Regions from separate parts of the Homo sapiens genome. Here region 1 is linked to region 2. A link is an interaction called in ENCODE POLR2A ChIA-PET data of the cell type or tissue named here. Cell type or tissue: HepG2. All regions are shown on one strand. Region 1 overlaps AHCTF1 (AT-hook containing transcription factor 1). Region 2 has its middle 7.0 kb from the start of LINC01341.

Region 1 (4,000 bases), 140 kb after region 2:
TCTAATGTTATTTCGTCTTCTCCAAGGGCTTGAAGAGTCACTTCTGGAAATGGCAGGAGACCACTAGTCACTTGAGCTCTTAAGTCTCGCATACTTCCACTGTAAATATTTTTAAAAGAAAACATTATTATGACACATTTGTAGACAATATACTTGATTATGTCCAGCCAGGAAAAACAGTAAAAGCCACCAACAAAATAAAGAAAAACTAAAATCTGGTTACAAAATACATATTGGCCAGATGCGGAGGCTCACGCCTTTAAGTCCCAGCTACTTGGGAGGCTGAGGCAGGCGGATGAACTGATCCCAGAAGTTCGAGGCTGCGCCTCCAGTGAGCTATGATTGTGCCACTTCACTCCAGCATGGGCGACAGAGCAAAATCCAGTCTTAAAAACAAATGACATGCATCTGGGACCAAGGTATTCTACTGTCTCCTAAGAAAGTATTTCCCAAACAGCTTTAGGAAAGTAAACATTCATTAAGCCAGACGTACTAAGGATATACATTATTCCCTAGATTCTTTAAACACTAGTTCAGTGCAATTCATCTCATTGTCTAACCTCCTTGCAAAGAACACCTCACCACCACCATCCTCCCTACAGAAAAAAGAAAAAGTGATTGGTGTCTTTTAGAAAAATCACTTCTTCAGTAAAGGGGGAGAAAGTCCAAGAAAAATGTATAAATTCACAGAAACCCCAGAAATCAAGTTTGGTACATATCTTTTGCAGGATAGAAATAATATAGGCATAAAGTTGTCTTTCATTTAGAAGATCAGATTCCCAGAATGACTACTCCCATTATAAACAACCAAAAATACTAGTTAAAATACAGAAAGATTTTAGCCATCTGAGTTGGTTAGCTATGAAATCCAGTCCTGGGAACCCTGATCTTATTCTGGGCACTCTAAGATCCAGGGGCAAAAGATTAAGCCTAGGACAAAGAGAACTAATAAGCTCATCCCTCAACCCCATTAAACTCCACTAGGCTACATCAGCCTAAAGGTGAGCAAGAACAATACCCATTGTACAGGATGGGTACAATAAAGCTGTCCACATTGACCATGGCTCTGAGTCTCTTACTCAGAAAGACAACATTTTCTTTCATACAAATGTGTGGCCAGAATTCAAGCTAGGTTATATGGAAATCCTCAAGAGGCCGGGCGTGGTGGCTCACGCCTGTAATCCCAGCACTTTGGGAGGCTGAGGCAGGCGGATCACAAGGTTAGGAGATCAACACCATCCTGGCTAATATGGTGAAAACCCGTCTCTACTAAAAATACAAAAAATTAGCCAGGCATGGTGGCACACACCTGTAGTCTCACCTACTCGGGAGGCTGAAGCAGGAGAATCACTTGAACCCAGGAGGTGGAGGTTGCAGTGAGCCTCACTGCACTCTAGCCTCGGTGACAGAGCAAGACTCCATCTCAAAAAAAAAAAAAATCCTCAAGAGAAGAATTTATTATCAAGTTATTTTCAGGTTCGTTGCTCCAAGCAATCCACGGAAACAACCACATATCCTCTGGAATCTCAAAGAATTCTTAAAGAATTCTCAAAGTTAAAGCAACAAAGAAAATAAACTCACAGAGCCAGGCAGGGTGGCTCATGCCTGTAACACCACTTTGGGAGGCCAAGGCAGGAGGATCATGAGCTCAAGAGATCGAGACCATCCTGGACAACATGGTGAAAACCTGTCTCTACTAAAAATACAAAAATAAATTAGCCGGGCGTGGAGGCATACGCTTGTAATTCCAGCTACTCAGGAGGCTGAGGCAGGAGAATTGCTTGAACCCAGGAGGCAGTTGCAGTGAGCCGAGATTGTGCAACTGCACTCCAGCCTGACGACACAGTGAGACTCTGTCCCCCGCAAAAAAAAAAAAAAAAAAAAAAAAAAGAAAAGAAGCTCACAGTCCAAATAACAAAACACACAAGGATATCCAATAGCCAGCAGAATCAGATGACTGAGGACTTCAGATATTGAAATTACCAGAGATTAGAAAGTAAATGTCTAATATATTTGTGTAAATCAGCGATTTAGCTTGATAAGAAACTGTAAATGTTAAAGGAAAAATCAAGTAGATTTGAAAAAATTTCTAAAAATGAAAAATTAAATAAAAACTAAAACTCAATGGGTATAAAAATTCAATGGAGCAATGAGAGTGAATCACAGCTACATGCAACAATATGAATGAATGTCAGAATATATTATTAAACCAGCCGGGCGTGGTGGCTCACGCCTGTAACCCCAGCACTTTGGGAGGCTGAGGCGGCGAATCATGAGGTCAGGAGATCGAGACCATCCTGGCTAACAAGGTGAAACCCTGTCTCTACTAAAAATACAAAAAATTAGCCGAGCGTGGTGGCGGGCGCCTGTAGTTCCAGCTACTCGGGAGGCTGAGGCAGGAGAATGGCATGAACCTGGGAGGCGGAGCTTGCAGTGAGCCGAGATCGCACCACTGCACTCCAGCCTGGGTGACAGAGCAAAACACTGTCTCAAAAAAAAAAAAAAAATTATTAAACAATAAAAGCATCCAGGCACGGTGCCTCACGCCTATAATCCCAGCACTGTGGGAGGCCAAGGCAGGTGGATCACCTGAGGTCTGGAGTTCAAGACTAGCCTGGCCAACATGGTGAATCCACATCTCTACTAATAATACCAAAAAAAAAATCAGCTGGCCATGGTGGCGCATGCCTGTAATCTCAGCTACTCAGGAGGCTGAGGCAGGAGAATCGCTTGAACCTGGGAGAAGGAGGTTGCAGTGAACCAAGACCACGGCATTGCACTCCAGCCTGGGCAACAAGAGTGAAACTCTGACACAATAAATAAATAATAATAATAAAAATAAAAGCAGCAGAAAATACACGCAAAATGACATTTATATAAGGTTAAAAAGACACGCAGAACTAAGCAAAATATTGCTTAAGGATGCAAACATGACAAAACTATGAAAAAAACAAAGAAAAAATAAACACAGAATGCACAGTGGATTTGAGAGAGAAAGCGGAAGAATATACGAGGGACTCTGAAGTAGTGGTAATGTTCTTTCTCTAGAACTTGGTGCTGAGTACACAGGTATTCACTGCACCGTGATCTTCTCTAGCTTATATTCTTTTGCACCCACTCACCAAATAAATTATTTTGTACCTACTTAATACTCAACAAAAACAAACTCAAAGGATAAGTAAAAAAGTAAACTAGAAAGCCCCCAAAATTTATTCAGAATGCAGCACAAAGGGATGAGTAGTTTTAAATTATAGATAAGGAAGATCTAAGATATGCCTAATCAGAATCCCCCCAAAAATATAGTACTAATAGGAAGAAGCAATATATTTCCCAGATTTACAGACACACCGATTCCCTGAGTCAGGAAGTCCAATGAATCCTAGGAACTACCAAAAAAGAGAAATGACTCAACAACAGTAGTAGAAACCGCAATTCTGGAATATCTTCAGAAGTCTAACCAAAAGTAACTGCCAACATAATTATATATTACTGAAAGGATCCTTAACAAATACGAAATATGTTTTTAGACAAAAAAGTTTGCTTAAAGGAAATGTTAAAGGATTCAAGAAGGCTTCAGGTAGAATAGAGATCAGATAGAAGGTCTGAGAGGCAGCAAGAATGATGATGTCAAAGTACTGGTATATACACAGAAAAAAATCTAAACACTGACTACACAACAATAATAATGGCTGTGTGGAGTTTAAATAAACCATACAGAGTCTTCTTACTGCCTGAGAGAATAAAGATACATTGGTATATTTTAGACTTTGTTACATATCCATGTTGAAAACATATACAGGGCTGGGCACAGTGGCTCACGCCTGTAATCCCAGCACTTTGGAAGGCCTAGGCAGGTGGATCACCTGAGGTCATGAATTCAAGATCAGCCCAACCAGTATGGTGAAACCCCATCTCTACTAAAAATACAAAAATCAGTCGGGCATGGCAGTATGTGCCCGTAGTCCCAGCTACTCAGGAGGCTGAGAAAGGAGAATTGCTT
Region 2 (4,000 bases):
TTTTCCCAGCATGCTCCCTTCATTGACTGGGTTTGCGGTACGCATGACCACATCCCACTTTCTCCACACCTAGCTTTGCTGACATCAAGAATATCGTATTAATTCCTGGACCTGTTACTTCCCCATTGCTTGAGCCTAGGAAACGATTTAGAGGAGATGATGAAGGGGTTAGAAAACAGATCCTCTCAGGGGAGAAGGTTTGGGGCTTATGGTGTCAGAATGGTCCTCAAAGATGCCCATGTGCTAATCCCCAGAACCTGTGAATATATTACTTTGCATGGCAAACGGAAATTAAGGTTTGTCATCAACTGACCTTAAAATACGGAGATTAGCCTGGAGTATCCAGGTGGCCCCAATGAAATCACAAGGGTCTTCAATATGGCCGAGAGAAGCAGAAGAGAGGGTCAGAGATAGGATAATGCCTGCGGGGTCAGAGAGAGGTTATGTGGCGGCTTTGAAGATGGAGGGAGGTGGCCTCTAAAAGCTGGAAGGGGCCGGGAAACAGATTCTCTTCCTCAGGCCCAGAAAGCAGTACCGCTCTGTCGACACCCTGCTTTTAGCCCAATGAGACCCAATTTGGACTTCTCACGTGTAGAACGATAAGGTAGTAAGTTTGGGTCATTTAATGAGCCTGGTCATTCATGAACAGCAGCCATGGAAGATGATGCGGGGGTAGTTAGTCTGGAGAAGAGCTGAGAAGTGGCTCCCCCGCCATGACTGGAGTGCACACGGGCACACATCCACAAGCACAGGAGACACTCCCCACAGCCTTCCCAGCCCAGCATGGCAGGCATTCTGAGCTCCATTCTGTAGAGACCCAAGCAGGCGTCCTTCCTTGTTCAGGGGTCCACACCCAGTGCACAGCAGATCCAGGACAACAGCCTGCCGCTGTCTTCCTCCTCACTGGGTGAGGACAGGGCCTCTGTCAGCACTGGCTCTGGAGAGGAAACAAACCTGAAGCCACAGGAGGAGGGATTCCAGAGGGATTCCAGGTAGGTCGTTTTTAGACCATAAATATCAGGTAAAACTAGCAACTCCTTTTCTGAGCAACTGGAAAAGCAAAAGCAAAAATCAGCAGACAAGTCGTTCCATGTATGATGTCTCTTCATAAAAAGGACATTCTCAGGACTCTGAAAACAGATTCCATCTTTGTTGGCCTCAAAGTGAAGAACCGTAGTGCTCTCCTAGAGGCGGCACCACCATTAAATAAGAATGTGGGGGGGCGGGCGCGGTGGCTCACGGCTGTAATCCCAGCACTGTGGGAGGCCGAGGCGGGCGGATCACGAGGTCAGGAGATCGAGACCAGCCTGGCTAACAGTGAAACCCCGTCTCTACCAAAAATACAAAAAATTAGCCGGGAGTGCTGGCGGGCACCTGTAGTCCCAGCTACTTGGGAGGCTGAGGCAGGAGAACGCTTTAACCCAGGAGATGGAGCTTGCAGGGAGCCAAGATCGCGCCACTGCACTCCAGCCTGGGTGACAGAGCAAGACTCCATCTCAAAAAAAAAAAAAATATGGGGGCAGCAGGGAACAACAGGAGTTCTAGTCATTGTGGTTTTTCTGTTTGTGTTTTTCTTTTCTTTTTAAGACATGTGATCTTGCTGTGTCACCCAGGCTGGAATGCAGTGGCTCAATCTTAGCTCACTGCAGCCTTGAACTCCTGGGCTCAGGCGGGCCTCCTGCTTCAGCCTCTGAGTAGCTGGACTGCAGGCGTGCGCCTGCACCGGCTTATTCTGTTTTTTTCTTAAAGACTTTAGGGAACTAAGATCATGGGAATCTAAATAATAAATGAATTCACTGCCTCATTACCTCTGGATATCAGACCACAGGCCTGGTGTCAGTTAAAATTGCATGTCATCCTTGGCCTGAGGAGGAAACAGGTCGGCGAGGCTCCAGGATAGGCTGCGAGCCCATGCTGACTCCCGCCTGCTCCCGGGTGGGCTCTGCAGGCCTGGCTCAGAGTTCCCTGGCAGGATGTGCTGCTCACCAGAGCCAACAGCTGTTGGGTGAATACTGCTGAAAGGTAACCGCAAGCTGGCAGCATTTCCAGGTCAAAAAACCCTCCCCAACCCTCACACAGCCCTGGTTTGCTCGTGAGCTTGTCTATGATATGTGACTCCCAACAGCTGCACAACACTGCGTCCTCCCTGAGAGCTGCAGCAGCAGTCACCGTCCACACGGTCAGCAGGGAGGATAGGTAAACACATACAAGATCAACCGCAAAGTAGCATTCGTGTTTCTAGCTGGGACCCACAGCTGTCTCTGCTGCTCTTCTAGTCTTCGGAAGTGCCTGTCTCACATGCACTGCCAACATCTACACACCCTGTCACAAGAGACCCCCAGACCACAGCCTTCCAGACGTCTCCATCTACACACCCTGTCACAAGAGACCCCCAGACCACAGCCTTCCAGAAGCCTCCATCTACACACCGTGTCACAAGAGAGACCCCCAGGCCACAGCCTTCCAGAAGCCTCCATCTACACACCGTGTCACAAGAGACCCCCAGACCACAGCCTTCCAGAAGCCTCCATCTACACACCGTGTCACAAGAGACCCCCAGACCACAGCCTTCCAGAAGCCTCCATCTACACACCGTGTCACAAGAGACCCCCAGACCACAGCCTTCCAGAAGCCTCCATCTACACACCGTGTCACAAGAGACCCCCAGACCACAGCCTTCCAGAAGCCTCCATCTACACACCGTGTCACAAGAGACCCCCAGACCACAGCCTTCCAGAAGCCTCCATCTACACACCGTGTCACAAGAGACCCCCAGACCACAGCCTTCCAGAAGCCTCCATCTACACACCGTGTCACAAGAGACCCTCACACTACAGCCTTCCAGAAGCCTCCATCTACATACCATGTCACAGGAGACCCTCAGACCGCAGCCTTCCAGAAGCCTCCATCTACACACCATGTCACAAGAGACCCTCAGACTACAGCCTTCCAGAAGCCTCCATCTACATACCATGTCACAGGAGACTCTCAGGCTGCAGCCTCCCAGAAGCCTCCTGAGGAAAGCAGGGCTTCATCTGAAGACAGGTCACTGGCACTAAGCTTACTTGTTTTTTTGAGACAGGGTCTCTGTCTGTCGCCCAGGCTGGAGAATAGTGGTGTGATCACGGCTCACTGTAGCCTCGACCTCCTCAGGCTCAGGTGATTCTCCTACCTCAGCCTCCCCAGTAGCAGGGACTACAGGTGCTCACCACCATACTCAGCTAATTTTGTATTTTTTGTAGAGACGGGGTTTCACCATGTTGCCCAAGCTGGTCTCAAACTCCTGAGCTCAAGCCATCCACCCACCTCGGCCTCCCCAAATCCTGGGATTACAGATGCGAACTACCGTGCTGGGCCTAATCTTACTGTTTTAATGTAAAAATGGACAGTCTTGAGGAAGACAGATTGGTAAGATTCATATCTTCATGAGAAAAAAAATAGAAAAAAAAAAAAACAAACTGTACGACCCCCTTAAAAGAGAACCTGGTATGTTTAAGCAGAAGCAGTCCTATCAGACAGCTACCTGTCCCAGTGACAGGATGCTGGGCTGAAGGAAAATGAGGGCATGAATCCAGGCCCTCAGCCCTCCCATACAATTCTCCCAATGATAAGTGTGAGAACACCGTCTCCTGTTCTGTTTCTGGTAATGACAGGCAGGTGCTCATGAGTGTCTTCGTGTGCACTCAATAACCCTTCTGTTAGCAACAGTTTAAAAGGCTATTTTTCGAACTACCTTGGACTATAATACAAAATAGAATAGCATGGAAAATGGTTTTTTAGAATTACAAATTTTCTTAAAACAAGGTCTGACAAGACAGGAAACTGCCAAGCCAAATTCTAGGGGAAAGCCTGGCCCGAAAGAGGCACGTGGAATATCGGGGCACCAGAGCCACTTTGCCCCAGTGGCCTTTGCTGGAAAAAAAAGAAAAATGCAAAGTACAAACACACTGAGGGGTCCCCTCCAAGGCCTCACGGAACATGGCAGAGAAGTCCATGCTGA

The links. Peaks named below come from ENCODE experiments on the same cell type or tissue, not always from the same donor. Only the 100,000 strongest peaks of a DNase experiment are listed, where the experiment ranks them.
Region 1: POLR2A ChIA-PET joins it to region 2 with 5 read pairs; 3 of 35 experiments call an interaction of 5 or more read pairs at or near these places.

The regions. Positions count from the first base shown.
Region 1 is chr1:246,918,279-246,922,278 of GRCh38, forward strand. It overlaps AHCTF1 (AT-hook containing transcription factor 1), which reads right to left. Exons shown (of 36, transcript NM_001323342.2): 2 at 1-99. The coding sequence starts at 92. Among named protein-coding and RNA genes, the nearest start is that of AHCTF1, 12 kb to the right of the region's middle. In HepG2, no CTCF peak of the experiment used is centred here; a DNase peak (open chromatin) is centred at 1,873.
Region 2 is chr1:246,780,636-246,784,635 of GRCh38, forward strand. It overlaps the pseudogene KIF28P. Among named protein-coding and RNA genes, the nearest start is that of LINC01341, 7.0 kb to the right of the region's middle. RefSeq lists an enhancer at 2,109-2,228. In HepG2, no CTCF peak of the experiment used is centred here; a DNase peak (open chromatin) is centred at 1,616.